Linked DNA regions of Homo sapiens: region 2 is linked to region 1. A link is an interaction called in ENCODE POLR2A ChIA-PET data of the cell type or tissue named here. Cell type or tissue: Panc1. All regions are shown on one strand. Links, peaks and the distances in the headings refer to the core of each region. The heading gives the core; the rest is flanking DNA.

Region 1 (15,579 bases), core at 11,593-14,092:
TCGGAGCCCCCATCGGCGCTGGCACGGAAGCCCAGCTCCCCACCAGCACAGAGGTCAGGGGAGGGAGGGAGAAGGAGTAGAAACACCTGCCAGGACAGCTCAGAGCTATTTGCAGCCAAGTTGTCAAAGAAGAGAGGCCATAGCAGCACTGGCCCAGCCCTCTAACTTTGCCACCAACTCTCCTCCCCCGACACAGCCAACCCCCAGTCCCAAGCCCCCTCTGGCTCCTCTTTAAACCAGCCCTTTCCTAGTTCCCAGTTGGCTCACCATGTCTCAGAGCAGCCCAGGCCGGTCAGTAAGTGAATTCGCCTAGTCGGCTTCCTCCCAGGGTGGCCCTCAGTTCACTTCCTGCTTGCTCCAACTTTCAGCCTGCCCCCGCCCACCTCGCATCTCGAGTCGCTCCAGCCACACCTAACTCAGGTTTCCCCAGGTAGGCGGGCATTCTTCACTGTCCTCCCAGTGGCTTCCCAAACAAGAGCTTAAACTTAAAGTAATAGGGTTCTCAGAAGCCAAAGGTCTTCTAACTTGTCAGGAATTAGAAAAGAAAGATCAAGCAGCCCTCCGAGGTTTCCAGAGGCTGGACCTCCTGATCTAGAAAGGGCAGCCTTTTTTTTTTTTTTTTTTTTTTTAAATAGAGACGAGTTCTCACCATGTTGCCCAGGCTGGTCTCAAACTCCTGGGCTCAGGCGATCCTCCCACCTCAACCTCCCAAAGTCCTAGGAGCCATGATGCCCCACCAGCCATCTCCTTGTAATGTCTTGAATATCTGACTCCAGTTTCTAGAGACTGAGATCAACCATGCCAGGCCTAGCTCACAGGGAAACAAAATGCAGTTATGAAAATGTATTGCTGGATAACACTTGTTCCCAGGTCCCTGGGTGGCAGAAAGCACTAAAATCCCTGAAGTCTGGAATACTGTGATCCTGGGCTCTGATTCAGAAAGTTCTGGGTTACTAGTTACAGGCCCCTCAGGGAAACTTTTCACCTCTGTGGAGTTTGCAGGTGCTGATGCTTAGCTCAGATGGTGCTGGTAAGAAGCAAAAAGAGGCCGGGCGTGGTGGCTCACGCCTGTAATCCCAGCACTTTGGGAGGCCGAGGCGGGCAGATCACAAGGTCAGGAGTTAAAGACCAGCCTGGCCAACATGGCGAAACCCTGTCTCTACTAAAAATACAAAATAATAAACAGGCGTGGTGGCAGTTGCCTATAATCCCAGCTACTCAGGAGGCTGAGGCAGGAGAATTGCTTGAACCCGGGAGACAGAGATTGCAGTGAGCTGAGATCATGCCATTGCACTCCAGCCTGGGTGACAAGAGCAAGACTCTGCCTCAAAAAAAAAAAAAAAAAAAGAAGCAAAAAGATAGCATGTGCAGTGCAATGCCACTAGCACAGTGTCTATAATGATGGCTCACCAAACCTCTCCTTCCCTTCCAGAGTTCAGCAATTCTGCATTTCCCTTTAGGGGCTACCGCAGAGGTAATTGATCCCAGTCAGTGATCAGAGGACTGCCCCAGTGAACCAGAGCAGGGGGCCCAAGGCAAAGGATTTTTCCACTAACCTGGCTCCAGGCCAGAGAAAATCTGATCTTCCTTGACAGTGTTTATCAAGACAGAAGAACAATAACAGGGACATTCAGAAGGGAACGAACATTCTTGACCCATTCCAGAAGAAATCAGTTCCAAGGAGGAAATGTCAGCTTCTCCAACAAACACTTTTTTTGTTTGTTTATTTTGTTTTGTTTTCTTGAGATAGTCTCCCTCTGTCACCCAGGCTAGAGTCCAGTGGCATGATCGTAGCACCCTGCAGCCTTGAACTCCTGGGCTACAGCGATCGTCCTGCCTCAGCCTCCCCAGTAACTGAAACTACAGGTGCGAACCGCCATGTCTGGCTAATTTATTTTAAAACTTTTTGTAGAGATGGGGGTCTTACCATGTTGCCCAGGCTGGTCTCAAACTCCTGTTCTCAAGTAATCCTCCCTCCTCAGCTTCCCAAAGTGTTGGGATCATAGGTGTGAGCCACCACATCCAGACACAAATAATTTTTTTTTTTTTTGAGATGTTTCTCTCTTGTTGCCCAGGTTGGAGTGCAATGGCGCTATCTCGGCTCACTGCAGCCTCTGCCTCCCAGGTTCAAGCGATTTTCCTGCTTCAGCCTCCCTAGTAGCTGGGACTACAGGTGCATGCCACCAGGCACGGCTAATTTTTTTGTATTTTTAGTAGAGACAGGGTCTTACCATGTTAGTCAGGGTGGTCTCGAACTCCTGACCTCTCAGGTGATCCGCCCGCCTTGGCCTCCCAAAGTGCTGGGATTACAGGCGTGAGCCACCGCGCCCGGCCACAAATGCCTTTTTAAAAGCTTTAAACAAACTTCGGACCCCTGTAGCTTTTTTTTTTTTTTTTTAGAGGCAGGGTCCCACTCTGTCATCCAGGCTAGAGTACAGTGCAGTGTGTTCAAGCTCACTGCAGCCTTGAACTCCTGGGCTCAAGCAATCTTCTCACCTCATCCTCCCCAGTTAGCTGGGACTACAGGCAAGGGCCACCATGTCCAGTTAATTTTTTTTTTTTTTTGGAGACAGTGTCTTGCTGTGTTGTCCAAACTGGTCTCAAACTCCAAACCTCAAGTGATTCTCCCACCTCAGCCTCCCAAAGTGCTGGGATTATAGGCATAACCCACCATGCTCAGCAAATATTATATATAAGCCTGGGCAACAACATATCAAGACACTGTCTCTATAAAAAAATAAAACTGTTGGACACAGTGGCTCATGCCTGTAATCCCAGCCCTTTGGGAGGCCGAGGCAGTGGATCACCTGAGGTCAGAAGTTTGACACCAGCCTGATCAACATGTCGAAACCCCATCTCTACTAAAAATACAAAAACTAGCTGGGCATGGTGGTGGGCACCTGTATTCCCAACTACTCGGAAGGCTGAGGCAGGAGAGTCGCTTGAACCTTGGAGGCGGAGGTTGCAGTAAGCCGAGATCACACCGTTGCAATTCAGCCTGGGCGACAGAGTGAGACTCTGTCTCAAGTAATAATAATAATAATAATAATAATAAAATAAAAATAAAGTAAAATTAAAAAAATAAAATTGGCTGGGCACCGTGGCTCACGCCTGTAATCCCAGCACTTTGAGAGGCCGAGATGGGCAGATCACCTGAGGTCGGGAGTTCGAGACCAGCTCTTGACCAACATGGAGAAAACCCATCTTTACTAAAAATACAAAATTAGCCAGGCATGGTGGCGCATGCCTGTAATCCTAGCTACTCGGGAGGCTGAGGCAGGAGAATTGCTTGAACCCGGGAGGTGGAGGCTGCAGTGAGCCGATATCACACCATTGCACTCCAGCCTGGGCAACAAGAGTGAGACTCTATCTCAAAAAAAAAAACCAATAATAAATAAATAATAAAATAAAATTAGCCAGGCATAGTGGTGCATGTCCATAGTCCTAGCTGCTTGGAGAGCTAGCACAGAAGGATCACTTGAGCCCAGGGGTGTGAGACATCAGTGAGCTATGATAGTGCCACTGCACTCCAGCCTGGGAGACAGAGATAGACCCTGTCACTAATAATGATAATAATAATAATTTTATATATTGATTATGTGGCGAAATAATGTTTGGATATATTGAGTTAAATAAAAGATTAATAAAATAAATAAAATTAATTTCAGCCGGGGATGGTGGCTCACACCTATAATCCCAGCACTTTGAGAGGCTGAGGCAGGCCGATCATGAGGTCAGGAGATTGAGACCAGCCTGGCCAACATGGTGAAACTCCGTCTCTACTAAAAATACAAAAATTAGCTGGACGTGGTGGCGCTTGCCTGTAATCCCAGCTACTCGGGAGGCTGAGGCAAGAGAATCACTTGAACCTGGGAAGCAGAGGTTGCAGTGAGCCGTGATGGCGCCACTGCACTCCAGCCTGAGTAACAGAGTGAGACTGTCTCCAAAAAAAAAAAATAATAATAATAATAATTTCACCTGTTTCTTTATTTTTTAAAATTCATTTTTATTTATTTATTTATTTTTTTTGAGACAGGGTCTCACTGTCACCCAGGCTGGAGTACAGTGTCACAATCATAGTTCATTGTAACCTCAAATTCCTGGTTTCAAGTGATCCTCCTGCCTCAGCCTCCTAAAGTGTTAGCATTACAGGCATGAGCTACTGCATCCAGCCCTGTTTCTCTTACTTTTAAAATTTGGCCAGTAGAAAAATGTAAATTATGTGATTAGTGAAAAATGTTAAAATACATATTGTAATGTGGCTTATCACTGGGCATGGTGGCTGATCCATACCTTAATATTTACATGACCTGGGACAAACTTGCATAACAACTCTAAGCCTCAGTTACCTCATCATCTGTGCTTAGCACTCAAAAAATTCAGTAGACCAGGTGCAGTGGCTCACACCTGTAATCCCAGCACTTTGGGAGGCTGAGGTGAGAGGATTGCTTGAGCCTGGGATTTCGAGACTAGCCTGAGCAACATAGTGAGACCCTGTCTTTTTCTTTTTTCTTTTTCTGTTTTTTGAGAAGGAGTTTTGCTCTTGTTGCCCAGGCTGGAGTGTAGTGGCGCAATCTCGGCTCACTGCAACCTCTGCCTCCTGGGTTCAAGTGATTCTCCTGCCTCAGCCTCCCAAGTAGCTGGGAATACAGGCACATGCGCCACCATGCTCAGCTAATTTTTGTATTTTTAGTAGAGACGAGGTTTCACTATGTTGGGCAGGCTGGTCTCGAACTCCTGACCTCAAGTGATCTGCCCACCTCGGCCTCCCAAATCACTGGGATTACAGGTGTAAGCCACCGCCCCAGCCTCAAACATAATATATATATATATATTCAGTGAAGTGACTTTGTAAGGAAAAACTGCTGAACTGCTTGGTTATAGGAGTTGTAGCCCAAGAAGCAATGGGCCAAATCTTGGTTTATTCTTGGTTGTGCCTCTCATATACACCTCCTCCTTTCCATGCCAGCCCCTTCCTCCTAGTTAATGCCAGCCCCTTCCTCCTAGTTAATGCCAGCATGATCTCTTCCCTGAACAATTCCAATCCCCTCTAAACTCACCTTTCTTTTCTCATCTACTCCTCTGTGGCTGATTGCTATCTTCCCAAAACAGATATTTAAATATGCTCCACCCTGCCTCCAGGATAAAGCCCCAGCTTCCTAGCAATTCCCTGTGTGATAAAAAGACTAGGGTGACATCTGACCTCCTGCTCTTCTACACTACTACCCCTGGCTGTGCAGTTTTGGGCAAGTCACTTCATTTGCAAAATAGGATTAAGAATAGGCTGGGTGCAGTGGTTCATGCCTGTAATCCCAGTACTTTGGGAGGCTGCAGCGGGCGGATCACTTGAGACCAAGAGTTAGAGACCAGCCTGGCCAATACCGCATAACCCCGTCTCTACTGAAAATGTAAAGATTAACTAGGCATGGTGACCACACCTGTAGTCCCAGCTACTTCGGGAGGCTGAGGTGGGAGGATTGCTTGAGGCTTGGAGGCGGAGGCTGCAGTGAGCTGAGATCGTGCCCTACTGCACTCCAACCTGGTTCACAGAGCCAGAGCCAGACCCCATCTCAAAAAAAAAAAAAAAAAAAAAAGGCGGGGCACAGGGGCTCACACCTGTAATCCCAGCACTTTGGGAGGCCAAGGCAAGTGGATCACCTGAGGTCAGGAGTTTAAGACCAGCCTAGCCAACATGGTGAAACCTTGTCTCTACTAAAAACAAAAAATTAGCTGGGCGTGGTGGCACATTCCTCTAATCCCAGCTACTAGGGAGGCTGAGGCAGGAGAATCGCTTGAACCGGGGAGGTGAAGTTTGTGGTGAGCCAAGATTGTGCCATTGCACTCCAGCCTGGGCAACAAGAGCGAAACCCCGTCAAAAAAAAAAAAAAAGAAAGAAAGAAAGAAAGAAAAGAGAAAAAGGACACTAATGGAGAAAACTGAATGAGAAACTAAGAGAAAGGGAATATTACCACCTGAAAAGGCAACCAAGCAAACTTTCAGGTACATAACCCTTGGCATATATCCCAGTCTTCTGATTTATGCCCCAGGTGGGCAGTTTACTCCTATATCTCAGAGGAAAAAAGCTGGAGAACAAGGAAAAGGTACATTCAGGAGGCTCAACTGAACCTGATTCCTGAAGGATCATGAAGTTCTCACCACTGCCAAGGTTCATTTCTGTCTCCAAACCTTCTCTCTGTAGCCTGTTATGCTGCTGGCCATCCCACCTGTCTCCTAATGTGCCCTCTTCCTCTCTGAATGTGCCCCTAGAACACAGAGATTCTGCCCTTGGCCATCTTTTTCTTTTCTTCTTTTTTTTTTTTTTTTGAGATGGAGTCTTGCTCTGTCACCCAGGCTGGAGGGCAGTGGCACTATCTCGGCTCACTGCCACCTCCACCTCCCGAATTCAAGCGATTCTCCTGCCTCAGCCTCCTGAACAGCTGGGACTACAGGCATGTGCCACCACGCCCAACTAATTTTTTGTATTTTTAGTAGAGACAGGGTTTCACCGTGTTAGCCAGGATGGTCTTGATCTCCTGACCTTGCAATTCGCCCGCCTCGGCCTCCCAAAGTGCTGTGATTACAGGCATGAGCCACCATGCCCGGCCCGTTGGCAATCTTTCTTCCGACTTCTGAAGAGAACCACTCTGTTTTAGAGCAGTGTTTCTCAGAGGGGTTATTTTACCTTTCAGGGGTCTTTTCACAATGTCTGGAGACATTTTTGGTTGTTATAGCTGGGGGTAGGGGTGCTACTAGTATCTGGTGGGTTGAGGCCAAGGATGTTGCTAAAATATCCTACAATGCAAAGGACACCCTCTCACAAGAAAGAATCTGGACCAAAATGGCAATTGTTTTGAGGCTGAGAAAACCCTGGTCTCCCTATAGGGAAGTGCAGTGCCTCTACGGCTTCAATAGCCATTTATGAAAAATCCCCAAATTTATTATCTCCAGCCCGGGCCTCTCCCTCAACTACCAATGCTGCCTCTCCAATGCCCTGGACAGTTCACAGACACCTCCAACACCCAAACCAAACCCTTTATCTTTTCTCCATGTTCCTCCTCCTGGGTGGGACTCCCATTCTACCCGCTTCTCAAGCTAGGAACCACAAAGCATCCTTCACATGCAAGGTCGTCACCAAGCCTTAGTTCATACTTTTTTAAAAAAATTTTTTACAAGGGCACAAAAATCAGGCAATTGGTTCATTCTTGGTCGTGCCTCTCATATCCACCACCTCCTTGGTCCACCAGCTCCTGCCTCCTGGTTAATGCCAGCAGCACGATCTCTTCCCTGGACAATTCCAATCCCCTCTAAATTCACCTTTCTTTTCCCATCTACCCCTCTGTGGTTGATTGCTATCTTCCAGAAACACATATTGTATGCTCCACCCTGCCTCCAGGATAAAGCCCAAACTTCTTAGCATGGCATTCCAAGACTGTTCTCAACCTGCTTTTCTGAACTTCTCTCCCATTAGATTCACCTCCCAGCCCTCCAGTCAACCAAATTACATGTCCTTTCTCAAACGTCGTACACCATCCACCTTCTATATCTTTCCCTAAGGCCTTCACTCATCACTGCTTATGACAATTCTATTCACATTTAAGACATAGCCTCCATGAAGCTTTAGAGATTTCCCCACTGAAGCTAACTTGTTCCTGTTCTGATCTCCATCACATTTTATTTCTTTTAAAGAATCTTTCACATACTTTGTCATACATATTTGACCCCTCCAACACTCTTAAGTCCTATAAAGGCAGGCAGGGACTGAGTCCTCACTTTGGTACCCTTTGTAGTATATGACATATGTCCTAGACATGTAGGCAACTCACTAAAGGTTTCAGATATTGAACTGAGAAGTCTGAAAGAAAGCTGCTTTCTCCACAGTACAGAGAAAGATGATTTTTGTTGGAAAAGATTTATAGAGAAATTTCTTTCCTAAAGTTTGACCTATTTTATGGATAAATGAATGCTAAATATCACAAATCTTTGTATATTGGTCCTGAAAGGAAAACCTGGAGATACTGAGTTAGCAAGCTCATTTATTAGCTGTATTTTTCTTTTCTTTTCTTTTCTTTTTTTTTTTTGTTTTGTTTTTTGAGACGGAGTCTCACTCTGTTGCCCAGGCTGGAGTGCAGTGGCACAATCTCGGCTCCCTGCAACCTCCACCTCCCAGGTTCAAGCAATTCTCTACCTCAGCCTCCCAAGTAGCTGGGATTACAGGCGCCCGCCACCACGCCTGGCTGATTTTTGTATTTTTGGTAGAGACGGGGTTTCACCATCTTGGCCAGGCTGGTCTTAAACTCCTGACCTCGTGATCCACCCACCTCGGCCTCCCTAAATGCTGGGATTACAGGCGTGAGCCACTGCGCCCAGCTATTAGCTGTATGTTTCCTATACAGAATACTCTTGTTCACCCAAGACTATTAAGAACTTTTGATCTCCAGCTGGGCAAGGCGGCTAATGCCTGTAATCACATCACTTTGGGAGGCCAAGGCAGGAGGATGCCTTGAGGCCAGGAGTTCCAGATGAGTCTGGCCAACATAATGAGACCCCATCTGTACAAAATATTTATTATTTTATTTTATTTTATTTTTGAAACAGAGTCTCGTTCTGTCGCCAGGCTGGAGTGCAGTGGCGCGATCTTGGCTCACTGCAACCTCCGCCTCCAGGGTTTAAGTGATTCTTCAGCCTCAGCCTCCCGAGTAGCTGGAACTACAAGTGCCTGCCACCACGCCCAGCTAATTTTTGTATTTTTTTAGTAGAGACTGGGTTTCATTATGTTGGCCAGGATGGTCTCAATCTCTTGACCTCATGATCTGCCAGCCTCAACCTCCCAAAGTGCTGAGATTGCAGGCGTGAGCCACTGCGCCTGGCCGATTTTATTTTTTTTTTATTTTATCTTATTTTATTTTAGAGATGGAGTCTCACTCTATCACCCAGGCTGCAGGGCAGTGGCACGATCTCAGCTCAATGCAACCTCCACCTCCTGGGTTTAAGCAGTTCTCCTGCCTCAGCCTTCCAAGTAACTGGAATTACAGGCATGCACAACCATACCTGGCTAATTTTTGTATTTTTAGTAGAGATGGCGTTTCACCATGTTGGCCAGGCTGGTCTTGAACTCCTGACCTCAGATGATCCACCTGCCTTGGCCTCCTGAACTGCTGGGATTACAGGTGTGAGCCACCGGGTCTGGCCAAAATATTTTTTAAATTAAAAAAAAGTTTGAAAAGAACGTGATTTCCCTCTCTCCTTTTAAAACTGCACTCATCCTTCAAAGCCCAAGTGAGACCGGGAGACCCTGTCTCAAAAAAAGCTTTCCTGATTTCTCTAGTGTAATTCATTTCTTCCTCAATGCTTCCATTGCACTCATTTAATAGTATTTATGACTTTCTACATTCTATTACTGTTATTACTATCCTATTATTTCTAAATTATTTTATTATTATCATGTTTCCTTACCATTTAACTCCTAGAAGACAGAGGCTACAATTGAGTCATTTCCCCCTCTCTGTAACTTGTTCAGTCCTTAGCACATAACAGACCATAAATGCTGAATTTACTGGAAGCATTAATATTGAGCAGTCCTAGACGAGTGGATACAAATTTCCTAAGCCAAACTGAATTTGTTTGGGCCAGTATTTGACAGTGGATTAAGAAATACATCTCAGACTGGGAGCAATGACTCATGCCTATAATCCCAGCACTTTGGGAGGCCAAGGTGGGAGGATCACTTGTGTTCAAGAGTTTGAGACCAGCTTGGGCAACATAGTGAGACCCTGCCTCTCCAAAATATAAGAAATTAGCTGGGTATGGGGGTGCACGCCTAGTCCTAGCTCCTCAGGAGGCTGAGGCGAGGAGATCGCTTGAACCCAGGATGTCAAGGCTGCAGTGAGCTGTGATCATGCCACTCAGCCTGGGTGACAGAGTGAGAACCTGTCTCAAAAAAAAAAAAAAAAAAAAAAGCCAGGTGTGGTGGCAGGTGCCTGTAGTCTCAGCTACTTGGGAGGCTGAGGCAGGAGGATCACTAGAGCCTAGGAGTTCTGGGCTATAGTGTGCTATGCCCATCGGGTATCTGCACTAAGTTCAACATTATTATGGTGACCTCCCGGGAGCAAGGAACCACCAGGTTGCCTAAGGAGTGGTGAACCGGCCCAGGTAGGAAACAGAGCAGGTCAAAACTCCCACGCTGATCAGTAGTGGGATCACACCTGTGAATAGCCACTGTACTCCAGCCTGGGCAACATAGTGAGACCCTGTCTCTAAAAAGAAAGAAAGATGGGTCTGGGCATGGTGGCTCACACCTGTAATCCCAGCACTTTGGGTGGCCAAGGCGGGTGGATCACTTGAGGTCAGCAGTTTGAGACCAGCCTGGCCAATATGGTGAAACCCCATCTCTATTAAAAATACAAAATTTAGACAGGCGTGGTGGCAGGCGCCTGTAATCCCAGCTACTTGGGAGGCTGAGGCAGGAGAATCACTTGAACCCGGGAGACAGAGGTTGCAGTGAGCTGAGATTGCACCACTGCACTCCAGCCTGGGTGACAGAGTGAGACTTGGTCTCAAAAAAAAAAAAAAGTGACTTGACCTGCCTTGCCTGTTAGAATAACCTAGAAATGAGCTATATCCTCAATAGCAGGAACACAGTTTGCCTGGTGATTCCTCCTGCTAGAAATCCATCTGGTACCAATAGTCCCTTTTATATGTCTACCTCTGCCATTCTTTTCCTTTAGGACAATAGTTCTCGGTGGATGGCCTAGAAACTCCTGGGGTCTTCAAAGACAAAATTACTGTAGTAATACTGAGATATTTACCTTTTTAACAGCTAGCATTTGTACTGATGATGCAAAAGCAATGGTGGGTAAAAGTGCTGGCAACTAAGCAGGAATGAAGACCATGGCACCAAATTGTAGTAGTAGCCATTGCATTCCTCAATGCCATGCACTTGCAATTTTTAAAAATGCCACTTTCTATTAAGAACGTCCTTGATGAAGCTGGGTGTGGTGGCTCACACCTGTAATCCCAGCACTTTGGGAGGCCAACACGGGTGGATCACCTGAGGTCACGAGTTCGAGACCAGCCTGACCAACATAGAGAAACCCCTTCTCTACTAAAAACACAAAAATTAGCTGGGCATGGTGGGTGCGTGCCTGTAATCCCAGCTACTCAGGAGGCTGAGGCAGGAGAATCGCTTGAACCAGGGAGTCAGGTTGCAGTGAGCCAAGATCGTGCCACTGCACTCTAGTGGGGCGACATAGTGAGACTCGGTCTCAAAAAAAAAAAAAAAAAATGAGTATCCCTGATGAAGCAGTACAAATTATTAATTGTATTAAATCTTGACCCTACAGTACATGTCTTTTTAATATTTTGTGTGAAGAAATGGGAAATATGCATATAGCACTTCTGCATATAATAGTTGTCTCATGGTTTGTCAAGAAAAAGCACTTGTGCAATTAAACTAACCTTTGGCCTGGTGCAGTGGCTCACGCCCATAATCCAAACATTTTGGGAGGCCAGGGCAGGAGGATTGCTTGAGATCAGGAGTTCGAGACCAACCTGGGCAACATGGAGAAACCAGATCTGTACAAAAAATTAGCTAGGGGTGGACACCTCACCCGGCTACTTTTTTGTATTTTTTTGTAGAGATGGGGTTTCACCATGTCATCCAGGCTGGTCTCAAACTCCTGACCTCAAGCGATCCTCCCACCTTGGCCTCCCAAAGTTTTGGGATTATGGGCGTGAGCCACTGTGCCCAGCCCCTCTGCCTATTTTTATTTGGGTTGTCTTTTTCATTGTTGAGTTGCAGGAGTTCTTTACATATTCTGGATACTAGACCCTCATCAGATATGGTTTTAAAATACTTTCTCTCATTCTTTTCACTTTCAAGTATCCCTTTGATGCACACACCCAAAAAAGCAAATAGTGTCCAATTGCATTCTTTGATGAAGAAGAATACAAGCAGTAAGTCAATTACAGCCTATTTTTTTCTTTTCTTTCTTTCTCTTTCTCTCTCTCTCTTTCTTTCTTTGAGACAGGGTCTTGCTCTGTTGCCCAGGCTGGAGTGCAGTGGCACAGTGACAGCTCACTGCAGCCTCAACCTCCTGGGCTCAAGCGGTCCTCCCACCTCAGCCTCCTAAGTAGCTGGGACTCCAGGCGTGTGCCACTGCGCCTGGCTAATTTTTGTATTTTTTGTAATTTTTTGTAGAGATGGGGTTTCACCATGTTGCACAGGCTGGTCTCGAATTCCTGAGCTCAAATAATCCTCCCTCCTCAGCCTCCCAAAGTGCTGGGATTACAGGCATGAGCCACTGTGCCCAGTCTATGGTTGTTTTTAAATTAACAGACTAGGCCGGGCGAGGTGGCTCAGGCCTGTAATCCCAGCACTTTGGGAGGCTGAGGCAGGCGGATCACGAGGTCAAGAGCTCAAGACCATCCTGACCAACATGGTGAAACCCCGTCTCTACTAAAAATACAAAAATTAGCTGGGCATGGTGGTGCGCGCCTGTAGTCCCAGCTACTCAGGAGGCTGAAGCAGAATTACTTGAACATGGGAAGCGGAGGTTGCAGTGAGCCACGATTGTGCCACTGCACTCCAGCCTGGCGACACAGCGAGACTCCATCTCAAAATAAATAAATAAATTAATTAATTAATTAACAGACTATTCTGGGGGGACAATTTTAGCCTTACAGAAAAACTGAGCAGAAAGTACAGAGAATTCCAGGCTGGGAGTAATGGCTCAAGCCTTTAATCCCAGCACTGTCGGAGGCCAAGGAGGGAGGATCACTTGAGCTCAGGAGTTTGAGACCAGGCTGGGCAAGATGGTGAAACCCCGTCTCTACAAAAAATAAAAAAAATTAGCCAGGCACAGTGGTGCACGCCTGTAGTCCAGCTACTTGGGAGGCTGAGGTTGAAGGATCACTTGAGCCCAGAAGGACAAGGCTGCAGTGAGTCAAGATTGTGACACTGCCCCTCCAGCCTAGGCGACAGAGGGAGACTCTGTCTCAAAAAAAAGAAAAGAAAAAAAAAAAAAGAAGAAGAAGAAAGTACCGAGAGTTCCCATATCCCCCTTCAGGCTCCCCATTTTTCCTATTATTAACTTTTTGCATTAGTGTGGTACATTTGTTACAACTGATGAGCCAGTATTGGTATATTATTAACATAGCCCAGCCGGGCGCGGTGGCTCATGCCTGTAATCTCAGCACTTTGGGAGGCCGAGGCGGGTGGATCGCCTGAGGTCAGGAGTTCAAGACCAGCCTGGTCAACATAGTGAAAACCCATCTCTACTAAAAATACAAAAAATTAGCTGGGCGTGGAAGCGGGTGCCTGTAATCCCAGCTACTCAGGAGGCTGAGGCAGGAGAATCGCTTGAAACTGGGAGGCAGAGGTTGCAGTGAGCCGAGATCGCATCATTGCACTCCAGCCTGGGCAACAAGGGGGAAACTCCGTCTCAAAAAACAAACAAACAAAAAAACATAGTCCATATTGATACATTATAATTAACTAAGTCCATAAGTTACATTAGGCTTTACTCTTTTCCACACACAAGTATGACATGTATCCACCATGACACTATTACATCATACAAAATAGTTTCACTTCTGTAAAACTCCCCTGTGCTCCACCTACCATCCCTTCCTCCCCCCAACTCCACTTCCCTGGCAGTCACTGATCTTTTTATTATCTCCATAGTTTAGCCTTTTCAGAATATCATACAGTTGGGGCCAAACGCACTGCCTCATGCCTGTAATCCCAGCACTTTGGAAGGCTGAGCAGGAGGATTGCTTGAGACCAGAAGTTTAAGACCATCTTGGGCAACATAGCAAGACCTTGACTCAAAAAAATACATATATATATGTCATATGGATGGAATCATAGTTTGTAGTCTTTCCACATTGATTTCTTTCGCTTAGCAATATGAATTTAAGGTTCCTCCATGTTTTCTAATGGCTTGATAGCTTTTTTTTTTTTTCCTTGAGATGGATCCCATTATGTTGCCCCGGCTAGTCTTAAACTCCTGAACTAAAGTGATTGTCTTGCTTCAGCCTCCAGAAAAGCTGGGAATAGCTGAGACTACAGAAACATGCCATTTTTTTTCCTTTGTAGTAGAAGTTAGAAAGCTTTTTTTTTTTTTTGAGATGGAGTCTTGCTCTTTCACCCTGGCTGGAGTACAGTGGCGCAATCTGGGATCACTGCAACCTCTGCCTCCCGGGTTCAACCGATTCTCCTGCCTCAGCCTCCCCAGTAGGTGGGATTACAGGCACGTGCCACCACACCCGGCTAATTTTTGTATTTTTAGTAAAGACGGGGTTTCACCGTATTGGTCAAGCTGGTCTCGAACTCCTGACTTTGTGATCCACCTGCCTCAGCCTCCCAAAGTGCTGGGATTACAGGTGTGAGCCACCGTGCCCGGCCTTTTTTTTTTTTTTTTTTTTTTGAGACAGAGTCTTACTCTGTCACCCAGGCTGGAGTGCAGTGGTTCGATCTTGGATCACTGCAACCTCCACCTCCCGGGTACAAGTGATTCTCCTGTCTCAGCCTTCTGAGTAGCTGGGATTATAGACGCCTGCCACCACACCCGGCTCATTTTTTTTGTATTTTTAGTAGAGACGGGGTTTTACCATGTTGGCGAGGCTGATTTCAAATTGCTGACCTTAAGTGATCCAACCGCCTCGGCCTCCCAAAGTGCTGGAATTACAGGCGTGAGCCACCGCGCCTGGCCTCAAAAAAAAAAATTTTTTTTTTCAGGACGGCGTCTTGCTCTGTCGCCCAGGCTGGAGGGCAGTGGTGCGATCTCGGCTCACTGCAAGCTCTACCTCCTGGGTTCACGCCATTCTCCTGCCTCAGCCTCTCGAGTAGCTGGGACTGCAGGCGCCTGCCACCACGCCCGGATAATTTTTTGTATTTTTAGTAGAGACGGGGTTTCACCGTGTTAGCCAGGATGGTCTCGATCTCCTGACCTCGTGATCCACTCGCCTCGTCCTCCCAAAGTGCTGGGATTACAGGCGTGAGCCACCGCGCCCGGCCAAAAAAATTTCTAATACGGCAAATATTGAAAGATATAATCCACATAAACAAAGCTTTTAGGGTCTTCTATAATTTCTAACACTGTAAATGGTTCCCAAGACCCAACTGTTTGAGAACCGCTTCTCTGGGATGCCTTCTTCTTTTCCTGCTGGCTAATCCCAGTGGAGAGATTTAGGTATTTAATTCTGCTCCAGACTCACCTCTGAGAACCTTCCCTGATGGGCCACACTCTACTCACTGCCCTTGCTCTGTATCCCCTCTTCAGTTATGTTGTTCCTGTTTCCCTGGCTGCTTTTAATTTTCTTTCTTTCTTTTCTTCCCGCCTTTTCTTTTCTTTCTCTTTCTTTTTCGTTTTTTGTTTTTTGAGACGGAGTCTCACTCTGTCGCCCAGGCTGGAGTGCAGTAGCGCGATCTTGGCTCACTGCAACCTCCGCCTCCTAGGTTCAAGCGATTCTCCTGCCTCAGCCTCCCGAGTAGCTGGGATTACAGGCGCACGCCACCATGCCCGGATTATTTTTGTATTTTTAGTACAGACGGGGTTTCACCATGTTGGCCAGGCTGGT
Region 2 (15,579 bases), core at 4,838-7,337, 54 kb after region 1:
CACTCTGCTGTTTCCAGGTCCCAACCACCTTTCAGGGCCTCTTCTCATCTAAACCTTCTCTGACTACCTTGGCCTTTGTGCATCTCCCCTTCCTCTTGACTTCTGTCCTGGCCCAGAAAATACAGGTCATTCTGTGCAGGCTGCCCAACTGGATTGCCAGGCCCCAGAGGGCAGGGATGATGGCGATCAGGTGGTGCAGGCCCTTCCACATCTTCTTTGCCTGTAGGTGTTGCCTTTCAGGACATGATGGTGAACATGATCATGCAGGAAAAATAAATAAATGAAAAACAAACATTAATACAAGAATCATTCTCTCTTTTTCTATTGCAGATTAGGCCCTCCTTCTGTCTCCCCCGACCCTCGCCCCCCCACCCCCAATCTGCTACAAAATATCCAGTATAACTCCTTTATCCTTTCGTGTGTAAAATAAGGAAGCTAAATTCTAGAGAATAGAGAAGTTGAAAAAGTAAACTAATACATTTCCTTTAATGACTCAGCCCAGGAAAGGTAAGCAAACAACTTGGACTTCAGACAGAGGTCGATAGCTGCTGATGGAGGTGATCCAGGCACTTCCGAGGCTGTGCAGGAAGGGCCAAAGCCGGTGCCTGGGAGAGCCGGATAGGTTTCTGCTGCTAAACCAAGTCTGCAGGGTGAGTTGATAAAGGAATGCTGATTCCCAAAGAAACTAAGGGTGCCAGATGGGACCTCTGTCACCATCTCTGAAATACCAGTGGGTTAATATTGCATAAGCACGAATGCTTTTTAAAAAATGCACATACACACACATATATATGTCTATACAATATATTTTTTTGTAGCTGGAGTGTGAGGAGTGGGAATCTGTGGTTGTGAATCCATAGGGTGCTGAGCAGAGTCCCCATATGATTTGGGACCTGTAGTGCCACGACACTCACCTCACAATAGCACAAGCTTCTTGCTCTGAAGGGTAGATAAACGATGTTTAAAGGGAGAGCATTGCTTGATTTTACACCTTTGTTTTAAAAAAATATGATAAAGGGAGAACAAATATTATTGTGGGAAGGACTTTTCTGTGAGAGGAGTAAAACCACCCATCCTGGGCTACACCGCAAGTATCTAGTTGTCTTTAAAGGAGTGAAAAAAAATCTGCTTCGTGTTATTTTTTTCCCCTATATTCTTGCCCCTTCATCCTGCCTATCTCTGCAAAACCTATTCCGCCCCCCACCGCCCTTTTTTTTTTTTTTTTTGTAAACAGAGACTGGCTTTGTCGCCCAGGCTGGAGTGCAGTGGCACTATTTCAGGCCACTGCAACCTCTGCCTCCTGGATTCGAGCGATTCTCCTGCCTCAGCCTCCTGAGTAGCTGGGACTACAGGCGCACACCACCACACCCAGCTAATTTTTGTATTTTTAGTAGAGATGGGGTTTCACCATGTTGGCCAGTCTGGTCTCGAACTCCTGACCTCAGGTGATCCACCCCCCGCCTCAGTCTCCCAAAGTGCTGGGATTACAGGCTGAGCAAACTTGCCTGGTCTTACCTTGGTATTGTTTTGCTAAAAAATGCACAGTAGTCTTCTATTTCTTAATGCATTGAATGCAAACTTTATCAAGCTTGACTTTGAAGACCTGGGCAGCCCACCCAGTCCTAACTTCCTAGGGTCATTTGCCCCACCCCACAACCAGCCTTCCCCCTGCACAGGTGCCATGTCCTGTCTCGGACCCAGGCTCCACTTGAGGCTCAGCCTCTCCCTTGCATCCTGAAAAGCTTTTTGTGTGAACTGCACTAATTTTCCTCATGTTACACCGAGCTCCCTAGCTATAGAGTAAAGTCCTTGAAGGCAAGACCTTTGTCTTACTCGCCCCTGAGCTCACTTCTGTGTCTGGACCGTAGCCAACATAGCATGGCTGAAACCTCTTAAAAGCTAGGTCAGGGTGGCTCATGCCTATAATCCCAGCACTTTGGGAGGTCGAGGTGAGCGGATCACCTGAGGTCAGGAGTTCGAGACCAGCCTGGCCAACATGGTGAAACCTCATCTCTACGAAAAATACAAAAATTAGCTGGGTGTGGTAGCGCACACCAGTAGTCTCAGCTACTCAGGAGGATGAGGCAGGAGAATCGCTTGAACCCAAGAGGCGGAGGTTGCAGTGAGCGAAGATCTCGCCACTGCACTCCAGTCTAGATGACAGAGTGAGACTCGGTTCTTAAAAAAAAAAAAATTGCTAGGTCAATTCAATTGGGACTTCTGGCCCTCTGCCTGGTCCCCTCACTGTCTTCCTCAAAGACTTAGGGCCATTCCCCTGTGAATCTCAAATCAGGGCAGCCCTCAGTGCCTCCTCTCCATATCTTAATCAGATACGAATAATCAGAGATGACAGTATTTAAAGAAGCCTTGGGGGATCAATTACAAATAGCCCAATTTCAGTTACAAAGGACTTTCACTTTGATCTAATATTTAAGTGAGAGACTCTCACCTGAATACAGACCTGATAAAAAACATTAGAAGGATTAAATGCTTTGCTTAAGGTCACACAGAATGCATCAAAACTTGCACTTAAAGTGGGGACCTATCTTTTAAATCTAGCAATATATTTTTTCCAGCACCATATCTTGGTAGCCAATGGTGATAACAAAGCTGTTTTTGTTTTTCTAAAATGAAAAATATACTAATGTCTTTATTTAGAGTTTTTCTAATAAAATACAAATCATTACTACCCTGTTGGGTACAACATATTAAAAATGTTTTTATCTTAGCTGTCTTATCTGCCTGGGTTTGGGATAGATTTTAGGATTTAATATTATTGGGTCACGTAATATCATTATGTTTATCAGAGTGAAATCTAGTTTAGCCTTTTGCGTACTCAATAAAAACCATCGTGAATTTTAGAAAAACTGCTCAGAGTTCATATTTGAGCAGTTGCGTATTGGCAGCAGCATCTTGATATAAAAGACAACTTGTTATTTTTACGCATTCTGGAATTGTGAAACTTAGAAAGCACATTATGTTTTTTTTTTTAAAGATTATGTTTGTTTAGTGCTTTATATCTATTATAATCCTTATGAAAGCCCCGTGAAGCAAGTGTGTAAGAACTGGCATTTTAGGCTGGGCACGGTGGCTCATGCCTGTAATCCCAGCACTTTGGGAGGCCAAGGTGGGCAGATCACTTGAGGTCAGGAGTTCAAGAGCAGCCTGGCCTACATGGTGAAACCCCGTCTCTACTAAAAATACAAAAATTAGCCGGGCATGGTGGCAGGTGCCTGTAATCCCAGCTACTGGGGAGGCTGAGGCCAGAGAATCACTTGAACCTGGAGGGTGGAGGTTGCAGTGAGCCGAGATCTTGCCACTGCACTCCAGCCTGGGTCACAGAGCGAGACTCCATCTCAAAAAAACCCAAAAATAATAAAAATAAAAATAAAATTTTAAAAAATAAAAAAATTAAAAATAAATAAAGATGAAGAAACCAAAGCCACGGGGCCTAAGTGGTGTGACCAGGGTCACTGGACTCATTGGTGGCTGCATTGGTCAGGGTCTTGGCAAGAAACAGAGGGCACACTCCAGTTGGGTAATTTCAGCAGAACCTAATAAAGGAACTCTTTACAAAAATAGGGGCAGGGTGCAGGGAAGCCACAGGGACAGTGTGTTGTTGTGGGGAGCTACATAGGCTTGCCATGGAGGGAGGAAGGAGGGCCAGGTCACCAGAACTGGAGAGGCCTGCAGTGTCAGTGCACAGAGACCTCCTAGGTCTAAGAACTCAGGATAATTAACACCCAACCCCTCTGTCCTCCCTCCTTCTGATCCCCTAAAGGAGACCCTCGTTGGCCTTATTGGAAGCCAGAGGGCAAGGGAGCCTGCTGAGGTTTCTACACAGGTCAGTCTCCTGGGCACTGAAGAGAGAGAGTAGGGAGTGGCTCCCGGATGGAGTAGGCAACAGAAGATATCCAGCACAGAGGTGAATCCATGAGTAAACCTCAGACTTCCTTTAAAAAAATAATAGTAGGGCCGGGCGTGGTGGCTCATGCCTGTAATCCCAGCACTTTGGGAGGCCGAGGCAGGTGGATCACCTGAGGTCAGGAGTTCGAGGCCAGCCTGGCCAACGTATAGTGAAACCCCGTCTCTACTAAAAAATACAAAAATTAGCTGGGCATGGTGGTGCACGCCTGTAGTCCCAGCTACTTGGGAAACCAAGGCTGGAGAATCACTTGAACCCGGGAGGCAGAGGTTACAGTGAGCTGAGATCATACCACTTTACCCCATCCTGGGCGACAGAGTGAGACTCTAACAAAGCAAAACAAAACAAAATAAAAAATAATAGGTCAGGCATGGTGGCTCATGCCTGTAATCTCAACAATTTGAAAGGCCGAGGCAGGCGGATCACTTGAGGCCAGGTGTTCGAGACCAGCCTAGGCAACATAGCGAAAGCTCGACTCTACTAAAAATACAAAAATTAGCCAGGCATGGTGGCACATGCATGTCATCCTAGCTACTTGGGAGGCTGAGGCACAAGAATCACTTGAACCCGGGGATAGAGGCTGCAGTGAGCCAAGATCATGCTACTGCACTCCAGCATGGGTGACAGAGGAAGACTCGGTCTCAAAATAATAATAATAATATGATAATAATGAATAGATAATTATGTGAGGTGATGAATATGTTAATGGTCTTGATTGTGATTGTTTCATAATGTATACCTATATCAAAACATTAAGTTGGACCAGCATGATGGTTGATGCCTGCAATCCCAGCACTTTTCAAGGCTGAGGTGGGAGGATCACTTGAGCCTAGGATTTCGAGACCAGCCTGGGCAACATAGTAAGACCTCATCTCTACAAAAAATCAAAAAATAGCCAGGTGTGGGGCATGCACCTATAGTCCCAGCTACTTGGGAGGCTGAGGCAGGAGGATCACTTGAGCCTGGGAGGTGGAGTTTGCAGTGTAACCGAGATTGTGCCACTGCAGTCAGCCTGGGCAGCAGAGAGAGGCCCTGTCTCTAAAAAAATGAAAAACAGGGGCTGGGCACAGTGGCTTATGCCTGTAATCCCAGCACTTTGGGAGGCAGAGGTGGGTGGATCACCTGAGGTCAGGAGTTTGAGACCAACCTGGCCAATGTGGTGAAACCCCATCTCTACTAAAAATACAAAAATTAGCCGGGTGTGGTGGCAGGCGCCTGTAATCCCAGCTATTCGGGAGGCTGAGGCACAAGAATTGGTGGAATCCGGGAGGCAGACGTTGCAGTGAGCCAAGATCGCGCCATTGCACTCCAGCCTGGGCAACAAGAGCAAAACTCTGTCTCAAAACAAAATAAAAGAAAAAAAAAAAAAACAACCCCACCCCCTCCAAAAAAAAAAAACCGTTAAGTTGTACACCTTAAATATGTACAGTTGTTATTTGCCAGTTATACTGAAATAAAGCTGAAAAAAAAAACTGATCTCGGACTTCTTGTCCCTTGATCCTATGCTCTTTCCATAACACTGTGCCTGAGACACATAACACTGTGCCTGAGTCCTAGCTCCTAGCACAGAATTTCAGAGAAGTTCCCTTCAGGACCACCCTTTGGCCCACAACATCCCTCAACATTAAACTTTAAGCTCGTTTTCTAAAGCGTTCTGTGAATATTAGCCTCTATGGAAGGATCCCATAGGATCCTTTTTTGACAGCGATCCCATGGGAGCTATAAATCAGACTGGGTCAGGCAGTGGCCTGTGGGCTAGGCCAAGATGGCAGGGCTGGCAGGTTGAGAAAGGTCCCCTGAAGTCATCACTGGTTCTTGGCCATCATCACATCTTGGCAGAGATCCTCAGAGCCTTTAATGCAGCTGTAGTGGGCATTAGCCACGAGGCTGGCAAAGTTTCAAGAATAAAAGAATCCATTTTACTATCTTTTGCATCTGGCAATTAAAGGACCTTGAACAAAAGACTTCATCTCACAGCACTGTTGATAACTCTACGGTTTGCACTTGGCTACCCTGGCTTTATTTTTATATAATCCCTCTGGCATGAGACTCCAGGTTTTATAGAAAGTAAACATCTCGGGGGTGTTGGAGCTTTCTACCTTGGATGCGTTCTTTATTCACCTTTATCCTTGGTTCTCTGAGGGCTAAAGTCATAAAAAGTTTGATGACAGTGACCTCTTCCAAACCCAAGAGCTATGAGAGCAGTGTACTGAGAAATGCAAAGCCCAATGTTCTCATGGAACACAAACTCACCCAGAGGTCACAGAGAAAAAATTCTCAGTTCCTGTTCTGGCAGAATCATTTCCAAAGAAATGAAACCATGGTCACATCCAGCTTTTATGGTCTGAGTGGTCATATTCCTGAAAGAAGCATAACTACTAGAATCTAAGGTGACTTCACTACAAGGTTAATACATTCACTCCCCCAACTCCTCACCCAAATAAGGCCTTATGCACTGTGCATTTTCCCCCACTGCTGGGGGAGGTTTTTCTAAATTTCACTCATAAGCAGTTTACCTGGTACCACTGGAATTGATCAAAGAGGCACAGAGTTGGCCGGGCGTGGTGGCTCACGCCTGTAATCCCAGCACTTTGGGAGGCCGAGGTGGGCGGATCACGAGGTCGAGAGATCGAGACCATCCTGGCCAACATGGTGAAGTGCTGTAATCCCAGCACTTTGGGAGGCCGAGGTGGGTGGATCACCTGAGGTCAGGAGTTTGAGACAAGACCAACCTAGAGAAACCCTGTCTCTACTAAAAATACAAAATTAGCCATGCATGGTGACACATGCTTGTAATCCCAGCTACTCGGGAGGCTGAGGCAGGAGAATCGCTTGAACCCGGGAGGCGGAGGTTGCAGTGAGCCGAGATCACACCACTGCACTCTAGCCTGGCGATAGAGCAAGACTTCATCTAAAAAATAAAATAAAATAAAATAAAATAAAATAAAATAAAATAAAATAAAATAAAATAAAATGGCCTGGCGCGGTGGCTCACGCCTGTAATCCCAGCACCCTGGGAAGCCGAGGTGGGCGGATCACAAGGTCAGGAGATCGAGACCATCCTGGTAACATGGGGAAACCCTGTCTCTACTAAAAATACAAAAAAGTTAGCCGAGCGTGGCGGCGGGCGCCTGTAGTCCCAGCTGCTTCGGAGGCTGAGGCAGGAGAATGGGGTGAACCCGGGAGGCGGAGCTTGCAGTGAGCCGAGATCCTGCTACTGCCCTCCAGCCTGGGCTACAGTGCGAGACTCCGTCTCAAAAATAAATAAATAAATAAATAAATAAATAAATAAATAAATAAATAAAATAAAATAAAGAAAATGGCTCTAGCACAGTGGCCCTATTGCCATTCCTGCCTCAGGAATTTTGCACTTGCTGATTCCTCTGTTTGGACCACTCTTCCCCCAGATTGCCGTATATGGCTCACTCCCTCACCTCCTTCAGATCTTTATTCATATGCTGCTTTCTCAGTGAGACTTTCCCTGGCCACCCTGGATGCCCTGTTTAACATTGATGCTTCACTCCGGTACCCCATCCCTCTTCCCTGATTTATTCATTTTTTTCCTGTAACACTTAAACCATCTAACCTACTCCCTTCCCTATTATTTTATTTACTTATTTCACTGTGGTAAAATATACACCACACAAAAATTACCATTTTAATAGTTTGTAAGTTTTCAGTTCGGTGGCATTAATTACATTCACATTGTTGTGCAACCATCACCACTATCCATCTCCAGACCTTTTGCATCTTCCTCAACTGTTGAAGCTCTATACTCTTTGAACGCTACCTCCCCATTCCCCACTCCCCCCAGCCCTTGGTAACCACCATTCTACTTTCTGTCTCTATGAATTTGACTACACTAGGTGCCTCATGTAACTGTAACACTAGGATCTTTCTCTCTCTCTCTTTTTTTTTTTTTTTTTTTGAGATGGATTCTTGCTCTGTCGCCCAGGTTGGAGTGCAGTGGTGCGATCTTGGGTCACTGCAACCTCCGCCTCTTGGGTTCAAGCGATTCTCCTGCCTCAGCCTCCCAAGTAGCTGGTATCACAGGCACCTGCCACCACACCTTGCTAATTTTTGTAGAGACGAGGTTTCACCATGTTAGCCAGGCTGGTCTCGAACTCCTGACCTCAGGCGATCTGCCCGCCTCAGCCTCCCAAAGTGCTGGGATTACAGGCATGAGCCACTGCGCCCGGCCAGCCACCAAGCCTGGCCAATCTTTGTCCTTTTATGTCTGGTTTATTTCACTTAGCACAGTGTCTTTGAGGGTTTATCCATGTGGTAGCTTGTGTCAGAATTTCATTCCTTTTTTTTTTTTTTTTTTTAAGGTGGAGTCTCACTCTGTCACCCATTCTGGAATGCAGTAGCGCAATCTCTCGGCTCACTGCAACCTCCGCCTCCCAGGTTCAAGCAATTGTCCTTTCTCAGCCTCCTGAGTAGCTGGGACTACAGGTGCATGCTACCACACGTGGCTAATTTTTGTATTTTTAGTACAGACAGGGTTTCACTATGTTGACCAGGCTGGTCTTGAACTCCTGACCTCAGGTGATCCACCCGCCTCAGCCTCCCAAAGTGCTGGGATTACAGGCATGAGTCACCATGTCCAGCCAGAATTCTGTTCCTTTTTTAAGATTGACTAGCCAGGCGTGGTGGCTCACGCCTGTAATCTCAGCACTTTGGGAGGCCCAGGCGGGTGGATCACCTGAGGTCAGGAGTTTGAACCACCCTGACTAACATGGTGAAACCCCACCTCTACTAAAAATACAAAATTAGCTGGGCGTGGTGGTGCACGCCTGTAATCCCAGCTACTCTGGAGGCTAAGACAGGAGAATTGCTTGAACCTGGGAGCCGGAGGTTGCAGTGAGCCGAGATTGCGCCATTGCACTCCAGCCTGGGCAACAAGAGCAAAACCCCATCTCAAAAAAAAAAAAAAAAAAAAAAAGACTGAATAATATTGCATGGTCTGTATATGCCATAGTTTGTTTATCCATTCATCTGTCAAAGGACATTTGAGTTGCTTCCACTTTTTGGCTATTGTGAATAATACTGCTATGAACATGAGTATACAAATATCTCTTTGAGTCCCTGCTTTCAATTCTTTTTTTTTTGAGATGGAATCTCGCTCTGTTGTCCAGGCTGGAGTGCCGGGGTAAGATCTCAGCTCACTGCAACCTCCGCCTCCCAGGTTCAAGCGATTCTCCTGCCTCAGCCTCCCAAGTAGCTGGGACTACAGGCGTGCGCCACCACGCTCAGCTAATTTTTGTATTTTTAGTAGAGATGGGGTTTCACCATGTTGGTCAGGCTGGTCTTGAACTCCGGACCTCCTGATCCGCCCGCCGCGGACTCCCAAAGTGCTGGGATTACAAGTATGAGCCACTGCACCCGGCCAATTCTTTTGTGTATATACCCAGAAGTGGAATTGGTGGATCAAGTGGTAATTTTATGTTTAATTTTTTGAGGAACCACCATACTGCTTTCCATAATGGCTGCATCATTTTACATTCCCACCAGCCTATCTAACCTACTTTTACTTATATATTTTGTTTAGTGCCTGTCCCCTACCCTTCTTTGAATGTAAGCTCCATGAGGCTAGTAGAGATGTGTTTCCTGAGTATCTAGATCCTTGTTTGGCACATGGTAGTCAGTGTTTGTTAAATAAATGAACTGATTCAGTGCCTCTGACTTCATTTGCATTATTTTGATCCCCATTCAAGGGCTGGCTTAATCCCAGTGGAGCCCTTTTTGGTCCATCTCCCCAGCAGGCTCTTTCCCAACTAGGTGTATGCCTCTTGCAACTCATCCTCACTTTCTGCTTGTATTCTAGTTGTCTGTGAGAGTGCCCTATCTTTCCCTCTGAATTATAATATCCTTAATGTTAGGGAGCTTGGTTTTTTGGCCTTTTCTTATCTTTGTTTTGCCATCTTTCTAGCTCAGGGGCAGAGACTCAATACATTTGTATCAGAAGGACACTCTAAATGTCCAGGCTGAGCAGTGCCACTGTCAAGGATAGGCTTGAGCAGTCCAGAGCTGAGACCAGGCCTCCAAAGAAACTGGCTGTGTCGCTATGGCACGTGCCTCTCTCTCTGAGTCTGGTCCTCTTTTGTCTGATGAGGGGATTAGACCAGTGACCTCTCAGGTTCCTCTTAGATATTACATGTGCTGTGGGACCGAGTGTTTTGCAGGAAGAGTATGGTCTTCATCTGTGAGAGCCCATAGTCTGATAGAGATAAAATAAACATGTAAAGAGCGGTTAGGGAATCAAGAGGAAAGCTGTGCCAGGGCAGTCCTTGCCTGGAGGGATGGGCGCCACATCACCCATCTCCCTCTCTCAGCCCCGCTCCCCACTGCTGGAGCTTCAGAGCACAAAAAATCCGGGAAGCTCCGAGAGGACTTCATGGACATCCCATCCTTGTTGAGAGAGAGAGAAAAAAAATCTTTACAAGCTCACATGATTTCATTTGGTTATTTTAAACTGTTTATCTTTCTGTCCTTTCCCCACGGAATTAACGTTTGCAGGCAAAAAAATCAACTTTGAGAAGTTTTCCTCCTTTGCTCAGCTATTTGTGTATAAATATTCCGTGAGTAAAGTCTCTAAAAGACTGCCAAGCCCCCCACCCACCCTGTTCCCATTCCCTAGTAGTTGCTGACTAAGAAAGACTTAATGAGCTTACATCCAAGAGTGGAATGTTTCAATGACTCTTAAAGCCCTCTATGTATTTTTAAAAATCATTTTATCCCTGGTGGTCTACTGGTTAGGATAAAAAAAAAAGGCTTTTCAAATGCATAAACAGTGCAGTAACAATATTCACAGATTATTTAAACAAATCACTCATAATCTAACAGCCCTCACACTACTCTTTATTTTTACCAATTGCCTTCCAGTTTTACCCATATGAACACGTAATTGACACTGTGATTATCAAGCTGTACATACAATCTTGTATTTTACGTTTTCCTTTTAACATCTGTAAACAAATACACATTTTCCCAAATGTATTCTTTGTAAATATCACGAATTAGTAAATCCAGGTAAACTCATCACTGATGGATTGCCCAGTGAGTAGGCACCAGGCTAAAGCATGTAGGATATGGAAAGGTAAGCGTCATCTCTGCCCTCAGTAAGTTTACAGTCTTATGGAGAGATCAGACATACATACATGAAACAATCCGGGACAACAAATAATTAGGTGGAGAACTGTGATGCACTCAAGTCAGGCAGGCCTGCGAGGTGGTGGTGCGTTCCCTTATCAAGGGTTTGGGGACTGAGAGAAGGCTACCTCCCTGTGAAGATGGAGGAATTGATTCAGCTCAGATGGGCAAAACCGGAAGAAGGTATGAAGGTGCTGAATAAGGGGAACACACAATTGGCAGTGGTCACTGAGGCAGCCGGCCCAACAGGCACAGAAGGCTCATGTGCCCTCCTCATTAGCCAGATGAACTGAATCAGGCCCAGAAGGGAATGGGACTGGCCCCAACCACATGGCTGCCTGGTGTCAGCCGTGGTGAGAACTCTATCGGCTCACAGTGGGACCATAGACAGGAAGAGGTGGGAATGGGGGAGAGATTTGGAGTTTCCTGAAAGCTGGACTGAAGTGCAGAGTTGACGTCCCTGGGATGCAGGAGGGGCATATGGTGAAATCAGTGCTACAGTCCCATTGGTCTACTAGGAGTGTGCATGGGTCGCTGTTGTTTTGGTTTTGAGATGAAAGGGTTCTATCCAATTAGATTGACCACAGAGTGAGGGGACTTAAGAGGCTGGAGAGCAGGAGGTGGAAGGGAAAGCAGGCGCTTCAGGCCTCACGAGGAAACACAGGTGAGGAGCTTCCCCTCTTCATTGCTCTGTCCTTGCCTAGAACAGTGCCTGGTGCAGGGGAGGTCCTGGTATTTGTGGAATGAGAGCTGAATCTAGTTTTGCAAAATTTCTGTACAAAGTTTGGCACATCTCTGTATTCCTGCTCCAGGTCTCCGTGTCACCACTGTAAGATGAAGTTATTAGTTATTTTTTCTTTTTCTTTCTTTTTCTTCTTTTTTTTGAGTCAGAATCTTGCTCTGTTGCCCAGGCTGGAATGCAGCAGAGTGATCAGGGCTCACTGCAGCCTCAACCTCCTGGGCATAAGTGATCTTCCCACCTCAGCCTCCCAAGTAACTGGAAATAGAGACGTGTGCCATCACGCCTGGCTGAGTTATTTTTCGAGTGTCACTGAGGGACAGGTCAGACCAGGAGACTGCATGAGTCTCAGGAGCTAATAGTCCTGAGCTTTGCTGAGGTCTGTAAGGATTGGCACGTGGAGCCAATGACATGAGATCCCAATTAGTCATCCTGGCAGCTGCTTCCTGCCTCCCTTCCCCTGTTGCCTGCTGCTTGGACCTCTTTGGCGTGGTAAGTGGATACTGCCTGGACTCATCAATTATTACTGCTGGAGGGCAGCTTACGCAGCAGCTCCTGTGCCCTCCTCATTACCCAGATGAATTGAGTCAGGCCCAGAAGGGAGTGGAACTGGGCCAAATGACATGACTGCCTGGAGTTAGCCATGGCAAGAACCTCATCAGCTCACAGTCCAGCCCCACTCATTCATGCATATAACAGATATCACTGAGCACATGCTATGTGTCAGGCACTGTTGCAGTGCTGGTGATGCAGCAGCAGGCAAACAGATGAAAACACTGAGGTGGGGAGACCAAACATTAACGAGATAAGATAGACGGTGAGAGGCACCAAGGAAAAAGCAGATGGTGGGGGGTGGGGAGGGGTGGGGGCTTGCAATTGTAGAGACAGCAGCTAAGGAAGGCCTCAATGAGTAAGTAACATTAGGGCTGGGCACCGTGGCATATGCCTGTAATCCCAGCTTTTGGTAGGCTAAGGCTGGAGGATCACTTGAGGTCAGGAATTCAAAGCCACAGTGAGCCATGATCACACCACTGCAGCCTCGCTTGGGTGACAAAGCAAGACCACGATTCAAAAAAATAAAAATAAAAAATAAAAAGAAAAAAGACATTAGAACAAAAAGCTAAGCAGGAATCCGGAAGGGAGCACCAGGTTATCTGGATGGCATGTGATGCAAAGGCCCTGGGGCAGGAGTGGGCCTGGCATGTTCCAGGAAAAATGAGGAGTGACGTGAGGAGAGAACAGGAGGAAATGAGCCAGAGGGACCTCGGGGCAGCTGGTGCGGGGTCCTCGATTTCATAGCAAGGCCTTTGGCATTTATCCTTTCCAGTTGCTAATTCATGACTCTGCCTTCTCCTGCTTACTCGCAAGGGCACTGTGACCTCTGTGGGCAGAGAGGAGAATGGAACAGCCAACAGGACTCCCAAGAGCACACAGCGGCAGTGTGGGCAGCTCCCTGGACACCTGTGCTGGGCCTGCCCCGCACCCTTGCCCCAGAAGTCCCGCAGACCCAGAGGACATAGTGGCCTCTCATCTCAGGATTATGAGAAAGAGCACGATGCAAAGCCACAACAAACCAGTTGAGTGCTTAGCATCTGCAAAATATCAGAAGGGAGCAAGTTTAACAGCTGAGGCCAATGAAGAGCGCTGAGTCAGAGGCCAGTAGCGCCCATGCCTTGGCTGAGTGAAGGGTAGAACCAGATATATTTACGTAGAAGTGGCTGGCAAAAAGTGAAGCCCCGATGGTGATCTGTGTTATTAGCTTGGGCTTCTAATTTCTAATGTCTCGTACTTCCTGCCAGTGCTCCGTACCCACGTGTGTGAAAACCTCTGTGCAGAACGGCTTGCCAGGGACCAGTGTGGATGCCAGGCCCTGGGTGGCCAGCTGAGGCAATTGGTTGACTAGCACAGTAGTTTCAGAGCAAGCTCCTGCCTACCAGAGTTCTCACGCGCCCCTCTAGAAGAAGGTGTTCCACGCCCTGAGGCAGAATCTGTGGCGTTAAAAGGCGCCCCTGGTTCAGACACTGCTCAGGGGCAGCAGAGAACAGGGCAGGACACGCGATTCACCACTACTAGGGCGGGGTCGGTGAAGACTCACCTTCAGAGAAGCCTCAGCTCAGGTGGCCAGATCCATTTCTCTGGGCATCTCAGCCTCTCCCTGTGACCAGGCCCCTCTGCTCCGTGGGTGCTACGAAGGGCGTGGACAGAGCCAGAAGCAAGGGCCAAAGTCTTCTCTGAGTTGTCAAGATGGACTTGGACTCTGGCTCTGGCTCTGGCTGTGGTCCTCATCTGTGTGCTCCCTGTTAGTCCCCCAAGGGGGTGCAGTGTAGCAGTCAATGTCAACTCAATTCCACAATCATTTATTATATTTCAGCTGCCAGGTAGTTTATCTGTAGCAGGAAATTGATAAGGCATGAACCCTTCCTTCAGAGATATTGAATCTATTATGTGTGTGTTTAGGGGTGGGTGTATTAGTGTGAGTGTGAGTGTGTGTGTGTGCATTAACTCACACATGCTGTGGAGGCAGCCTGGGATATTAGCAGGAAGAGTCCTGAGCTAGAGTGAGAAGGCCTTGTCCCAAGTCCTGACTACTTAGCCTACTCCCTGTGGGCCTTTGGGTCAGACACGTGTCCTCTCAAAGTGTTGGCTTCTGCTACTGCTCAATGGGGATAGTGAAGCTTCCCTGGCTGCATCAGGGGGTTTGTTGGGAGGATCAGTTGGGGCAATAAGTGGTAAAGTATTTAATGCGCACAGGAAGTTGTATGCTCATGAACGTTGGCAGCATGTATGTGAGTGCAAAAACAGATAATTATCAGCATGAGCCAAAAAAAAAAAAAAAAAAATCAGGCTAAAATCAAAGAAGGGACACCAATGGGATCAAGAAGAGAAGGTCCAGAAAAGAATGCAGATGTTACTCCAAATGCATCTCTGTGTGTTCATATTGGCTGATGTAGGGGTGTGCACTGCCTGGACTACTGAAGTCCCAGCCCTCCAGAGTCCTCCTAGATCTCTGGTAATGCAAGAAGAATGTCCCTCCCTACTCTGGGGAGGCTGCTTCCTCCCCAGGTCAAAGCCATTGTTATTATCGGCTACAGATATTAGTGAGCACACTGGGCTACAAGGGGGACTAACATTTATGAAGTACCCAGTACTATGTGCACAACACGGTGCAAACCTTTCTTTTTGGGCAGCCAGGATGGAGTGCAGTGGTGCAATCAGGGCTCACAGCAGCCTCGAACTCCTAGGCCCAAGTGATCCTCCCATCTCAGCCTCCTGAGTAACTAGGACTACAGGCATGCATCACCATGCATGGCTGATTTTTTTTTTTTTGAAACGGAGTTTCACTCTTGTTGCCCAGGCTGGAGTGCAATGGTGCGATCTCAGCTCACTGCAACCTCCACCTCCCGGGTTCAAGCGATTCTCCTGCCTCAGCCTCCCAAGTAGCTGAGATTACAGCCATGAACCACCATGCCCAGCTAATTTTGTAGTTTTAGTAGAGATGAGGTTTCTCCATATTGGTCAAGCTGGTCTCGAACTTCCGACCTCAGGTGATTGGCCTGCCTCGGCCTCCCAGGTAGCTGGGAGGCATGAGCCACCATGCCCGGCCAAGGCTAATTTTAAATTTTTTTAAATTTGAAACCCTCCCCCTTGCCCCAGTTTTAAATTTGTTTGTAGGGACTGGGTCTCACTGTGTTGCCCAGGCTAGTCTTAAACTCCTGGCCTCAAGTGATCCTCCTGTCTTGACCTCACAAAGTGTTGGGACTAC

The links. ChIA-PET counts read pairs that join two places held together with the same protein. Peaks named below come from ENCODE experiments on the same cell type or tissue, not always from the same donor. Only the 100,000 strongest peaks of a DNase experiment are listed, where the experiment ranks them.
Region 2: POLR2A ChIA-PET joins it to region 1 with 11 read pairs; 11 of 35 experiments call an interaction of 5 or more read pairs at or near these places.

What each region holds. Positions count from the first base shown.
Region 1 is chr2:85,562,338-85,577,916 of GRCh38, reverse strand. It overlaps VAMP8 (vesicle associated membrane protein 8), which reads right to left and starts at 331. Exons shown (of 3, transcript NM_003761.5): 1 at 268-331. The coding sequence starts at 270. It also overlaps the pseudogene RN7SL126P. RefSeq lists enhancers at 200-479, 10,525-11,043. In Panc1, for the core only: no CTCF peak of the experiment used is centred there; no DNase peak of the experiment used is centred there.
Region 2 is chr2:85,501,807-85,517,385 of GRCh38, reverse strand. No RefSeq gene overlaps it. Among named protein-coding and RNA genes, the nearest start is that of PARTICL, 29 kb to the left of the region's middle. RefSeq lists a silencer at 3,859-4,038. In Panc1, for the core only: no CTCF peak of the experiment used is centred there; no DNase peak of the experiment used is centred there; H3K27ac peaks cover 2,427 bases.